2 separate regions of the Mus musculus genome follow, and region 1 is linked to region 2. Evidence: chromatin contacts called from ENCODE Hi-C or POLR2A ChIA-PET data. All regions are on one chromosome and are shown on one strand. Each heading gives the region's core, a stretch centred on a gene start or an enhancer-like site at or near the end of the contact. The rest is flanking DNA. Distances are from core to core; before and after follow the strand shown.

Region 1 (6,890 bases), core at 4,291-6,790, 65 kb before region 2:
TTGCTGCTTTAGCAAAGGACCCAGGTTCAATTTCCAGCACTCACAGAATGCCTGTGACTTCAGCGCTAGGAATCCAGCGCCCCCTCCTGGTCTCTGTGGGGACTGCACACACAGTTCGCATACAGATTAAATAAAAGGCACTCACATACATATTAAATAAAAAAGATGAAACGTAGGGGACAGGTTTGACATGCAGAGACTCAGCATTGTGTGTGAGCTTGAGATGCCCACGTCACCCAGGCTGAGCTCAGTAGCCAGGACATTCTCACACTGAACGCCATACTTAAGAAGGCAGAGGGAAAGCTCAGGTGTGAAGGAGGGGCGCGTTCCGCTCCTCACGGTCACACTGCGACCTGGCAATGCTTTCAATGGATCAAGTTAGGTGTCCAGCTTGGGAGGCATGCCACCATTCCTTCATCATACCTAACACTGGCTTCTCTGAGAGCCCGGGACCTCATTCCCAGGCTGACCGAGCTTTAAGAATCTCTGAACAGCTCCAAGCTTCAGGGTAACCCCTGGCGACCAAGCTGAGACCTGCATGACTTTACGTGCCCTTTTAAATAGAAAGGGGCCCTGACCAGGGGTTAAGATGCAGCAAGCCACAAAGCAATTAAGTGCAAAGGGAGGAGCAGTCTGGGACCTGGATAGCTATAAGGACAGGTCAACCAGAGAAAACAGGGAACTCTCCTGTAGAGACTGCCTGGGAGTGTGAAGTGCCCCAAGGCGCCACCTGCTGGGATTGCTTAAAACTGCAGACTTAGACTGCTCAGGCAAAAGGAGGCGCTGTTTCCTTTGGAGTAAACAAGGAGCCACTGAGCAATGAGAGACAAATGGAGGGGGGCGGGCAGGAGGAGGGGCTTCTGCCTCAGACTCTATTTTTTTACTTACTCACTTTACATCTCCCTCACTGCCCTGCTCTTGGTCATCCCCTCCCACCATCCTTCCCCTATCCCTCCTCCCCTTCTCCTCTGAGCAATTGGGGGTCCCTCTGGGTATCCACCCACTCTGGCACATGAAATCTCTGTGAGGCTAGATGCATCCTCTCCCACTGGGGTCAGACAAGGCAGCCCAGCTAGAAGAACATATCCCAGACAGGCAACAGTTTGTGGGACAGAACCTCGTTCCAGTTGTTCAGGACCCACACGAAGACCAAGCTGTACATCTGCTACATATGTTCTAGCCTGCGTGCGTGCGTGCGTGCGTAATAAGCAGGTTCCATGTGTGCTCCAGCCCAAGGACTGGAGGGTGAATAAGGAGATTCTTCAGTCAGAGCCCTGTCCTTGGCTTATGCTGCCCAAGAGCAAAGGCTGCTCCTGCTATTGGCAAAAGAGTAGTTTGTGAACGCACTACACACACATGCACATGCCTGTAGTCCTACTATGGGAAGCCTGCCCTTGCTGAGGTCTGCGCTTCCTATTTAGGGAGCAAGACACAGGCGACTGAGTTTACCATTCTGAGGCTGATGTGGGTCTCAGCAGCATCTGAACCCTGGCCAGTCAGAGATGCCCAGGAAGAAGAGGATGGTGGCCATGGCGATGGGAATAACGACCAGCTCAAGTCAACCATCACAAGTCACGTGACCAAAGGGGGGGTCCCCTGCAGCCACGAGTGACCTCTGCATTAAGCCTTGTGTCTGGTAAGGAGCACCTGGGGTCAGACTGGAACACTCTGGGAAAGGGGACAACCAGGGGCTCCTGCCAAGCTCAGGGGACACCCTCCCACGCACATATCCTAACCCATGGCAAGGGCAAGACACCATGTGAGCCGGATCTGTCCCTGACTGACTGTCCCTACTGTTAGCTTGAATAAGCCAACTAGGTTGCTGGCTTCTTGGTGGCACTGAACAGTGTTGCAGAGGGAAAAGAAAAGGCAAGCAAAACGCTAAAACCAGAGCGAGCCTTTTCAGGTTAATCACTATGAGGAACAAAATGTCATCCTTCACGGTCACTGAAGAGGAGCGTCACAGAGGTGTTGAACGTTAATCAAGATGTGTTTTTTAAAACTATAACTTGAGTGAACTGAGATTCTTGCAGGCATGACCAACCTTTTGACATTGAAACACTACGCTGCCATCAATGAAGTCCACATTCAAAACAAAACAAAACAAAACAAAACAAAAAAACAAAAACCGTGCATTGGGCTGTAAAATTCATAGGCTGTAAAATTCATAGCCATCCTGGGGTGCGGTACATGCAGCCTCTGGGGTACAGGGTGGACAGATCTATAACCATCTTCCTTGGCATCTCTGACTGTCCAGGGCTCGGACACTGCTGAGACCCAAATGAGCCTCCAAATGGTAAGCTCACTCGCCTTTGCCTTGCTCTCTAGATGGGAAACACAGACCTCAACAAAGACAGGCTTCCCACAGTGTGGCTACAGGCACATCCGAGTGACTAGCCACAGCCCCACCTCTTCCTTAAAGTCTAAAGACCAGGACTTTATGGCATATCATGTGTCTTTCTTCCCACACTCCAGACACCACAAGTTAAGTTTCTCTGGGCAATAAAGAAATGAGAGCATGCTTAGCGCGCACAGATCCTTCAGGCAATCCGACTTAAGACGAAAGAAAACGGCTACAACTTCAATGGCTAAGACCGAGTCTACAATACTCCAGAGGGTTCAGCTCAGAAACTCAGGCCAGGCATGGGGAAGGTTTCTGGGCTCATTCTGGGGGTACAAAATCAGGAACCTAACACATGTGTGCCTCTGTTCCTTCTTCTAAAAAGTGGGAGAAAGCTGAGAGAAGACCTTTTGTGACATTTGCCACCTTTTCTTGGGCCTGTGGTATGGACTCTTGATATCACTTTGTACCCGGAGCCCACTGTGCGCTCTTCTTGCGCTGTGTACCTGCACCTGCAACACCCACCTCTCATACAGCTGTGCCGCAGTGACACCTGCTGAGGCCAGCTGGAACAGCACCTGGGGTGCAGGTGGCTGAGGTCTCTGCTCACTTCCCATCTGCATTTGCCTCCTCAGCCCCTACCAACCCTGAGTAGTGCTTCCTGCTAGTGAACAGTTATTGGATGGATTATAATTAATTGATTTATTAATTATTGTTAATTAATCATTGGATAATTTTCAGAGTTGATTTGAAGACATGTGAGTTTAGCTGACTGTCCAGAGAAAGTCAACGAGGCTGACTCAAATGGCCCTTAGGAATACAAGGAGATTCAATGGCTTAAAGATCCTGGATGTCTGAGCTGCGCCTGAGGCCCGGGGACAGCCAGTTGGTCCACGGGGGGTGGGGTAGGGGGGGTGGGGGGTGGGGGGGTTAGAGACTGGTTCTGAATCTCTAAAGACATCCCAGCAGGTGGAAGCTGTGTGTCACTCACCAGAGGTCCATTCTTTTCACTGTACGTGGTTTGCTTCTGCAGTCTAAATCTGTTTATGCCATTCTCAGAGGCTCTAGGGTGCTGGAAGAGAAGCAGCTGATTAGACTTCCATGAGAATGCTTACACTGGGGCTGGAGATGTGGCTCAGTGGTTAAGGGCACTGGCTGCTCTTCCAGAGGTCCTAGGTTCTATTCCTGGCACCCACCTAGTGGCTCACAACAAACTCCAAACTCCGGTTCCAGGGGATCTGATGTACTCTTTGTCTCCATGAACGCTCACAGACACACACACACACAGAGAGAGAGAGAGAGAGAGAGAGTATACAACCTCAGAGGAAGATGCTTACACACTAAAACCCAATACTTACTGTTTTTTGTATATGCGAGTACACCATCACTGTCTTCAGACACACCAGAAAAGGGCATCAGATCCCATTACTGATGGTTGTGAGCCACCATGTGGATGCTGGGCGTTGAACTCAGTACTTTTAACCACTAAGCTATCTCTCCAGCTCACCAATACATTTTTTTTTTAAATGAACACTTCTTTCATGACAGAAAAAAATTCTCAGGAAAAAAATTGTGATGAACAACCAGAAATATGCTGCTGTTTCATGACTTTCTGTTCAGTGGTCTGAGTCAGAGCCTTGTATCCAGCACTGACCGCAACCCCAGAATGCTCCTCACCTTTAGGGACAGCACTGTCACTGTGTGCTGTCCCCCCAGCCCCCTCTCCCCTCACTGATCTGCTTGTTCTCAGGATTTTTTCCCACTTCTGGATGCTTCCCACAGGGACTGGGCTATAGCTCAGCAGTCAAGCATTCATACAAATGGAACTGTATTTATGCTGTGGCTTTCTCTGAATCGCTTCTTTAGTTCAGCCAAATGGCTTCAACAGAGCTTAATTTCTCCTACTGCCTAATAATATTTCACCACAGAATGTATCACACTGAATGCATCTGTTTATCAACTGGCAGTTGTCTATTTTGCTCCATTTTTGGGATGCTATAACCCTATGGGTAACCTGTGTGCCCAAGTCTTTCGTGATTGTGATTCTCTTGGTGTGTTTCTGGGAGTGGGGCTGTGGGGTCAGATGTAACTGTTCATTCCACGAGGCTGCATCCCTTTCCATACGCCCTAGGGAGGCGGGAGTTCTGATCCCTCCACATTCACACTAACCCTCATGACAGCCACCCTGTGGATTTGACCAAGTCGCCTGATGCCTGCTCACACCGAGTGGTGAGACACACGTACTTCTTGCCCACAGCCCACCCGTGTGTCTTCTTAGAAGAAATATCTGCTGTGGTCCTCTGACCCTGCTTGTCCTTGGCTGTCTAAGTAATGAGTTAGTATTCTAGATGCAGGTCTCTGCCCAGACACAATTTGTAAATATTTCTCGCCCCACCCCTCCCCCATTCAGATGGTCCCATTTGAAACACTAAAGCCTTGAATTCTGATGAGGCCTAATAGACATGGTTTTTCTCTTCAGCTCAGCTACGCCAGGGCTGGGTACCCCCATGACTTCCTGTGTTGAAGCTGAACCCCACTGTGAAACATTAAGAGGGTGGAGATAGCAACAGTTCTGTTTATGATTCCGGCTCAGCATGCCATCGAGCCCTCAGGGCAGCTGAGCTCTGTGAGACCCTGGTGACTCACTCAGAGACTTGAAAAGGAGAAAATTAATAAAGATATGCTTAGACCTTTTGGCCAAGATCACGTATAGCATCGGGCAGACTCAGCCCTACCTCACATACGTGCCAGCAGGAGAGGCAGGAGCTTGTGCCTAGCCTGGTCCCCTGTATGTCTGGAGCTAGCAATGAGGAAGAAGCCACTTCTAGAATTCGCTGCTGCAGGATGTGGCCACAGAGGTTTTCTTGTCTGCAAGTGAGTATCCTGGTTCTATTGTGTTTAGAGCTACCCCACCCCACCCCCCAAACCCCAGTGACTCACGGAGGCCTCAGATCACAATGAAATCACCACCAGCTCTGTGAACTTGGACTCTGAAATCATCATGGCTTTGAGAACACTTTCAAATACCACCATGGCTACATTTCTAGAATATAGTAGCCTTCTTTGCTTATTTTTGTTTTTCGTTAATAAAGTGTCAGAATGTTCTCCACCCCCCACCCCCCCCACACACACATACATACACCCAGGACCCCTGGGCTGTTAAGCCTCAACAGGAAGAGGCTCTGGTGCCCCCTGCTGTACAATTTGGGCACTGTCCCTAGAGCAAGGGTCTCCTTGATATGCCTAACGCTTGCTTGACAGGGCAGAGGGAAAACAGGTAGAGGGGGTTTTATGGGAGCCACTGAGGGATGTCAGGCCAGGCTGTGGTGACATGTTTCAGGTAGCCTCTGTAGGGAGAGCGGAGGACTTAGAAGCAGGAAGGGCTCAGTGGGTTGCAATGGCTGAGATAGACTCTTGTCATGCGTGAGGCTGTGGCCAGCCTTTCCTTGCTGGCAGTGTGGGCTGTAAAGAGGAGCAGGCTGTACTGGGAGGTAACAGGAAACACAGGAGCTCTTACCGTGGGGAGGGTGGAGGAGCACTTGACGTCCTTAGGGTCTGAAAGAGCAAACAGGAGATGGGTAACTAAATACCGCCACCCACAGCCAATGAACTGGAGCCCTCAGCAGCGCTTAGGGTGCTGCTGGCAATGGACCCGATCTTCGCCCGGTGTTCCTGCTAAATAAGTTTTAGGGCCTCTTCCCACAGTGGTAACAGAAGAGGGAACTACAAGAGCATCCGGGTATGTTTCATTACTGTCGTTTTTTATTGGCTGTATGTCCTTGAATGCATGAAACAAGGTCCACTGGAAGAGGATAGGACTCTTATCTGGTGCTCCACTAAACTAAACAGAGCTTAAGGAAGGAAGACAGCCCAGGCCAAGGGGCCATCGAGGGAGGGGACGGCATAGCCCACCTCCCCTCCCATTCTTCCACAGAGTGGGGATGGGCGTGTGGCAGCCCGAGGGTATGAATAGGAGTTTGATAGTGGGATAAGTCAGCTTGAGCCCAGGACACGGTGGACCCTTGGACCGGTTAGACAGACACAGAAACACGAGAAAGGCACCCAAGCACTCTCAGAACAGAATCTGTAACTTTGTAAGGGACAATGAATTTCTAAGAAACGAAAGCGAGCGGAGATCAGACGCCTTCCGGGAGGAAAATGGAGCACTGGCATCGCTGCAACAAAGTGATGTCATGAAAAGGCCTTCCCTGTCCCTTCTGTCACCTGATGCTTATCTTTTCGTTGACCTTCTGGGCCTTGGGTGGTCACTCAGCTCCCCTAACAAACAGCAGCTTGTCCCTGAACCCTGGGAACTTGGGTGTATGTGGGAGAAGAGCCCTGGGGCCTGGCATGGTATCAGGGAGGCAGGCAGCCTTCCACATGGGGCAGTCTCTGCCTGCCACCCAGGAAAAGGCCCCAGGTATGACAGATGAAGAACAGGAGGGAAGAACATCTTAACCCCGGGGGAGGGGAGAGAGCAGGGCCAAGCTCAGATCGGCATGTGAGAGATGGGTGACCTGAGCATGGGAGGGACAGTACAGAGCTTTGG
Region 2 (7,167 bases), core at 4,256-6,755:
CAGCCCTGCATCCTCAGTAGTTTGTGTGCTGGCAGTTGGCTTGTGCGCGTTAGATGATGCTGGCCCCATGCTTCTCTTAATGTCCCATGTGTGGGGTGGCATGCCAAGCCTTCGAGTGGAAACACCTCTCCTTAGCTCCCTGTCTGTCTTAGGGTCAGTTCTCCACCCTGGACAGTGACCAAGTGGCCCTGTCTTGTCTTCACCAGGCACGGGCAAGGCACCTACCTCTACGCAGAGACCGGCAGTAAGTATGTCGGTACCTGGGTGCACGGACAGCAGGAGGGTGCTGCCGAGCTCATCCACCTAAACCACAGGTACCAGGGCAAGTTCATGAACAAAAATGTGAGTCAGTGCGCCGTGTGCCAACACTAAACACCCAGAGGAGTCCTCCATTCCCAGCAGATGAGGCAGGCTGCTCCACTCCAGGCTGTCCTGATGCCCACGGAACACAGAGTGGGGTGGGGGTGGGGGGAGGCAGACCTCTGGGCCCATTTCCTTGGGCTTCAGAAATGCTTTGTGCCTCTGTTAAGACCAGTGCCCTTGGTACCAGAGCATCTTCCACTGGCTAGGTGTGCTTTCTGCCCTCTGGTAAATCATGTTGAATAGGAGGGAGACTCTAGGGCTCCCCCTCATGCCTGAGGCCAGCCTGCCTCTCCTGGTTGGGGAGGGCTCTATGCACCCTGAATCTGGAAACCTCCACATTTTGACCTACTGTTCCTGTTTGGTGGGCTCTGCTTTGGTTGCTGTTTTGTGCAGAGGGGAAAGTCAGTAACTGTGAGCCTTCTACCCAGGCATTCGCAGGAGCTTTGGGCTGGGCTGGAGGAAGACTCCCTAAAAGAGAGAGTTTGCTGAGTGCACTGGCATAGAAGCCGGTGTGGGGTGTGGCTAGCTACATTCAAGGGGAAGCTCTGGGTCATTTGCATGTTTGTAACTTGAGGCTCAACTGCTGGAGTAATCAGTAGGCTCGCCCTGAGGCTTGGCTCTACCAGTTAAGTAAAAAAGCTTCCGGCCATACAATCCAGGCAAGAACAAACAAATTATAAAGCGTCTTGTGTTAAGATGCTTTGTGCCTCTGTTAAGACCAGTGCCCTTGGTACCAGAGCATCTTCCACTGGCTAGGTGTGCTTTCTGCCCTCTGGTAAATCATGTTGAATAGGAGGGAGACTCCAGGGCTCCCCCTCATGCCTGAGGCCAGCCTGCCTCTCCTGGTTGGCTCCCCCTCCCTCCCGTGGCTACCCTTCTCTCGCCCCTCCCTCAGGCCCTCTGAACACCACTTGCACACACATGCACACGTGTGCACACATGTGCATACTTACACATCAGCTTATGAAGAATCAGTTTGGCGTGTTCACGAGGTACCAAGACACAAAGAGACATCTGCTATCCTCTCACACGTCTGACCATGTGGAATAAAATGCAGAGGAAACCCCCCCCCCACGCCCTTCCCTGGTCTAAACAGAGCTCCTGCCCTGGCTTAGTGGTTCATTCAGTTCTACATCACAAGCCAGCCATCTGCCCTAAAAAACCGAATCCCCCCTAGCTGATTTTCCAGGTGCAGGGTGAGGGCATCCCCTCTGCTCTGACCCTTGCAGGGCAAGGAACTTTGAATGGGCCTAATCCACATTTGGTTCGTGTTTCTGCTTTTGTTGGCTCCCCTGTTAATCACTGCCCCCTCCACTCACCTCACCTGGAAACAATGGCCGATTTACAGACAGGTGGTACCCACCTCCAGAATGAAAGACAATAAGACTTTTTACTTAAGTTCGTTGTTGCTTTGTCTTCTGATAAATGCATTTACATAGGCTAGAGTCCTGGTTACTTTCCTGTTGTGGTGTGTTAAACACCATGACCAAATGCAACCTGGGAAGGAAAGGGTTTATTTCCTTTTAAAAGGCCGAAGTCCGCCTTTGAGGGAAATCAGCTCAGGCACTGAAGCAGGGCAGGAGCTTGAAACAGAGACCCTGGAGGAACACTTTACTGTCTTGTTCTCAGGCCAGGCCTTTCTTATACAGCTCTAGCCCAACTGCCTAGGGATAGTTCTGCCCACAGTGGATTCCGACCAGTCTTACATCTACTAACAGTTAAGAGCACAGCCCATGGTTCAATCTGATGAAGCAGGCACTTCTTAGGTTGAGGCTCCTTCATCACAGGTGTGTTGTCATCTGTGTGGATGAGACATCACAGCTAGATAATGGGGCAGCGGAGTGTAAAGGGCTGACACTTTGAAACACCAAAAACACCGCCCATTGTCTTGAAAGGCTGCATCAATTTGCCCCCTCACCAACAACAGAGCCTGAGTCTTCATTGCTTTCCTCCTCCCCCGAATCTCCTGCAGTCTTGTCTCCCACCCCCCAAACTGTGTTTCCATGGTTACGGGTGGGGTCAGGCATCTTTCACCCCCTTAGCACTAGTGTTTCTTTCTTTTCTTTTTTCTCTTTCTTTCTTTCTTTCTTTTTTTTTTTTTTTTTTTAGACAGGGTTTCTCTGTATAGCCCTGGGTGTCCTGGAACTCACTAGACCAGGTTGGCCTCAAACTCAGAAATCCACCTGCCTCTGCCTCTGCCTCCTAAGTGCAGGGATTAAAGGTGTGCACCACCACTGCTTGGCTAGTTAGTGTTTCTTTCTCAGATATTTTCCCTCATCCCTGTCCTTGCTGGCAAGCCATTAAAACAGGATGAGGCAGGATGGAGATGGAAGGTAGGCCAGAAGGAGATGAAGTTGTTGAACGTCTCACTAGGACATCCCTGAAGACTAATGAAGAAGTGAGGGGCAATAACAAACTGAGAAACTAGATAACTAGGTAAACCCAAATCACATTGCTGGGCAAAGTCTGGGAGGGATACAGATGATAACAGATGCTTCTGTCAACTCCCAGCTAAGGGAACGGCTAACATTGTATTTTTCAAAGTCTTCATTGTGCTTTAGCACTTTATAAAAGGGCTAGGGAGTCGGTAAAATTGGTTTGTCCTTCAGCAAAGGGAGAAAGGTATTTTCTGGAAGGAATATTTTTAAAATTGACCATGGACCTTCTAAAACGAATCAAAATAGGTGACTGTCTGCCAATGCAGAAATGAGGGAAAGAGCCCTTCAACAGAATTGAAAAGAAAAAAAAATAGATTTAATTTCATAAGAAACAGCATAATGACTAGAAAATCGAAAGCTCAGTGTGGCGGTGTAGGTCTGCAGACTCTGCTGAGACCAGCGCCAAAGAGACTTCTGAGCCAGCCTGAGCTGTGGAGGGAGACATAGTTTCAAAACACAACAAGAGTGTTGGCATAGCAACAGTCAACATCAGTATCCGAGTTGGGCACATTATAATTCCTGGTCTTAGGTGAAATCAAATGTCAGGTTGACAGTTGGTAATGTGTGTGTGTGGGGGGGGAATTTGTAAATCTGAGGCTAGGTTCACGCCAGGTTTTTAAGTCAAAGTGGTGTCAGTGTAATTGTGACGAGGTTTTTACTCAAAACAAAAAACTGAAAACCTCATGGGGCCCAGTAAAATGGATCAGTGGATAAAGGTGTCTGATGTCAAGCCTGCCGACTTGAATGTGACAAGGAGAGAACGGAGTCCTGCAAGATGTCCTCTGACTGACACATATGGGCTTCGACTCGGGCACCCTGCCCCCACTCTAAGTAAATAGTTTTTAAAAGGTGCTTTGCACTAAATCCAGTGCTGGTACAAGCATACCAAAGCATTGGTAGCCAGCCCCTCTCTAGTGAGTCTGCCCATAGACGCAGATTTCTTTCTTTCTTTCTTTCTTTCTTTCTTTCTTTCTTTCTTTCTTTCTTTCTTTTTTTTTTTTTTTTTTTGGTTTTTTCAAGACAGGGTTTCTCTGTATAGCCCTGGCTGTCCTGGAACTCACTCTGTAGCCTCTGCCTCCCGAGTGCTGGGATTAAAGGCGTTCACCATCATGCCCGACTGGCAGATTTCTTATGGGTTCTAAAGTGGATGCATTCCTCTTTCCTTTGATAAAGCAGTAAGACCTCCCCATTAGCTGTCAGTCGACAAAACCATTCTGCAACCCTCTCAGACTGTGCACAGTGAGGTCATTCGGGGTGGGCTTTCTGGGCACGGTGCTTGGGAAGTGTTTTGTTGCTTTCTGTTCAGAAGAATTTCTGGAGCCGGGCATGGTGGCGCACGCCTTTAATCCCAGCACTCGGGAGGCAGAGGCAGGCGGATTTCTGAGTTCGAGGCCAGCCTGGTCTACAAAGTGAGTTCCAGGACAGCCAAGGCTACACAGAGAAACCCTGTCTCAAAAAAACAAAAAAACAAACAACAACAAAAGAATTTCTGAAGAATAAAGTGCGTTGAATCCCTCTCTCCCCCTAGCCTGTGGGCCCTGGAAAGTACGTATTTGATATTGGATGCGAACAGCACGGTGAATATCGCCTCACAGATACGGTAAGTGGACTTGTTGCATCTGCTTTCAAGGGTTAAATAAATATCTGCTCACTCATATTGATCCCAGCAGACAGCCCAACTGCCAAAGTGGTCAATGTCATTTCACAATGGCTTCGGGGGTCAGAGCTTGATTTTGTGGCTGGGAACAGTCTAACCCTGAGTTCCGGCAGGTGTCAGTCCCAGAATGGCATCTGAACACTGTTAACCATCTGTACCGACGTCAGGTGGCTGATCACAAAAGTCCCAAGGGTGGCCTGCTCTTAAAGCCTAGTTAGTTAATAAGTTCCTTTGCTACACTGAGCATGGGCGTTAATAGCCGATTGCTCTTCTCTGTTTGGCAACAGTGTAGCCATTCTCAGGGTACAGGATTGTGTGAAGGGGTTGTCCATGTGTGAGCTCTTGATGTGTCAATGCCTGGCGACTGCCTGGGTGTAATGAGGTTTAGTAAAAATTTCCTGGTCCTAGTACTACCTCTGAGCCTTTGCCTTATTCCTGTTGTAAGAAGTTTTGTTTTTGTTTGTTTTTTTAGTGACTACGGACAATTTTATTAGAGTTTTTTCAAACAAACAAACAAATGCCCCAGGGCAAGCAAGCTGTAAACCTCAGCTGTTTTTCCCAGAGAAGTAGAATGGAAGAAGGAAAGGAAAAACAATACAAAACAAAAACAAAAGTTTGAGCTAAGCTGGCATAGGCCCCCCCCACCCCCACCCCCGCGACCCCGCCATGACAAGGAAGAAGTGCTTTAGAGACAGTGAGGAAGCCCAAGCGATCAAGAACATGCGTAGGTTCTGGCTAGCATCTCAGTTCTCAAGCTGTAGATTGAGACTCCTTCAGGGGGCCAACGAAACTTTCACAGGGGCCATATATCAGCTACCCTGCAAGTCAGCTCTCTACAGTTACGATTCATTACAGCAGCAAAGTTAACAGTTGTGAAGTAGCAACGAAAATAATTGTATGGTCGAGGGGGATCACCGCAACATGAGGACCTGTGTTGAAGGGTTGCGGCGTTATGAAGGGTGAGAACCACTGCTCTGGAAGTTGACCTTTCTGAGTCAGGATTCAGCAGAGTGGGCGGGGCCAGCCTTACCTCAGCTGAACCTAATGGCACAGCCAAGCCCGGGCACAGCCAAGCCCTGGCACAGCCCAGCCCCAGTCAGAAGCTTTAGGAGCCAGGCTGAGCCTGGCCAGAGAAAGTATCAGAAAGTATCAAATTGTGCTTTTTTTTTTTTTTTTTTTTTTTTTTCTCCTTGGTCCCTGAACCAGCTCCCTTCCTAGTGAACTAGGAACTGGAACTGTATTGTAAGCTGACTCTCCCAGGACTATCCTGACTTTCCTGGTGCAGTAGATAGTACTGGACCACAGAGTTTAATCTCAGGCACAATAAAGAGGAGACTTAGCAATAGTAATTAATAAAATAAAATGAAACAGTGATAATGTGGCAAACATGAGTTACATGAATGTTCTCCCTCTCTCCCTCCCTCCTCTCCCCTTCCCTCCCTCCCCAAGGTTTCTGCAACCTCAGTGTTTTGTTTCTTTTCTTTTCTTTTCTTTTCTTTTCTTTTCTTTTCTTTCCACTTAAAGGGAGTCTCCCCAGCACATCCCACAAATGTTCCCAGATGTTTTGGCTTAAAGGAAAAGTATCCATCCCTCTGTCCTCCCACCCCCATCTCATGAGGTGAATGCTGGAAACTGTAGAAGTGGGGACCTAATTGGAGAAACCATCAGCAGGGGGCGATATTTCAGGGTGCTGCATCTCCCTTGGTCCTTTCCGATTTGTTCCCATCCCTGTTTCCCATGGACTGTGCAGTAAACTGTTCCACCATGACGGTCTGAGCCTCTGAAACCTTGAGTCAAATACCCCTTCCCTCTTTTAAGCTGTTCCCTTAGGTAGTTTGTCTCAGCTACGCAAAAGGAACTAAAATACCACACATAGTAGGACCTCATTTTTACATGGACCACCTAATCTTCAAATAATAGGTCATGCTCTAAGGTCCTGGGGGGCTAGGACAAGGTCACAGTTTTGGGAGTGGGGCATAGTTTGTTTCATCACTCTGAGAAGGTCAACTACAACACTCTGAGGCACACACACACAGAGTTTATTGGGAGTTGACCTGAGGAGGGTCAACTGCGGAAGAACCAGGATTGGCTAGAAACAGGAGGTGACCAGTGCTGTGACGTCTCTGAAGCTGGGACCTGCCTGAACCAGGGGCCGTGCAGCAGGTGTGGGAGATGGGGGTGGTGCAGTGCTGAGGCTTTGCTGATGGGAGGGGGGGTCACATCCATGGGAGGCACCCAGGTTCTGAGCTATCAGTTGTGGATTGCCAGCAGCTGAAAGAAGGGTCACCCACCACCTGGGGAAAGTCAGCTAGTGCCAGAGCACATGGGCCCCTTTGGGGATAGTCTCTGAGTATAGTTCCTGGCTCAGCAGCCTCAGGGGTCACTTGGGATCCTATGCAAATGACCAGTCTGCAATCCTGACCTGGAACCTACGCAAATTATTAGTTTCTATTCCCAACTGGCCAAGTGAGAAGCGTGTGTGTTTCAGAGAGCATTCTGAGTGACTCTGATGCAGGGCCGGCTTGGTTACCCCTCTCCTTGAATACTTGTCTCACCCTATGGGTGAAGGCACTGAGAACCTATGGAACGAAAATGGAAGAATTCATTTCTGAGCAGCCAAGCAGATGTTTGGAATTCTGACTACCTCCCCCAGCCCCTCCCCCCGCACCCCCTCCCCACCCCCGGTTGTCATTTAGTATCCCAGACCAA

What was found. A loop is a pair of places that touch in the nucleus more often than their neighbours do. ChIA-PET counts read pairs that join two places held with the same protein, here RNA polymerase II (POLR2A).
Region 1: a loop to region 2 is called in a map of Patski, with 2.4 times the contacts of the local background. The contact joins two enhancer-like sites. A Hi-C loop is called at or near these places in 1 of 37 maps with a recorded cell type or tissue (Patski). POLR2A ChIA-PET finds 5 or more read pairs at or near these places in 2 of 5 experiments (both embryonic stem cell).

What each region holds. Positions count from the first base shown.
Region 1 is chr17:31,324,672-31,331,561 of GRCm38, reverse strand. Slc37a1 (solute carrier family 37 (glycerol-3-phosphate transporter), member 1) reads right to left here. Exons shown (of 20, transcript NM_001242427.1): 9 at 5,859-5,896; 10 at 3,333-3,413. Among named protein-coding and RNA genes, the nearest start is that of Slc37a1, 32 kb to the right of the region's middle. Within about 2 kb of position 5,540, at least 1 of the 3 ENCODE cell types and tissues checked has a DNase peak (open chromatin) inside an H3K27ac peak, as active enhancers do.
Region 2 is chr17:31,258,989-31,266,155 of GRCm38, reverse strand. Rsph1 (radial spoke head 1 homolog (Chlamydomonas)) reads left to right here. Exons shown (of 9, transcript NM_025290.4): 5 at 207-342; 6 at 4,330-4,401. It also overlaps a transcript of Ubash3a not described here. Among named protein-coding and RNA genes, the nearest start is that of Rsph1, 15 kb to the left of the region's middle. Within about 2 kb of position 5,505, at least 1 of the 3 ENCODE cell types and tissues checked has a DNase peak (open chromatin) inside an H3K27ac peak, as active enhancers do.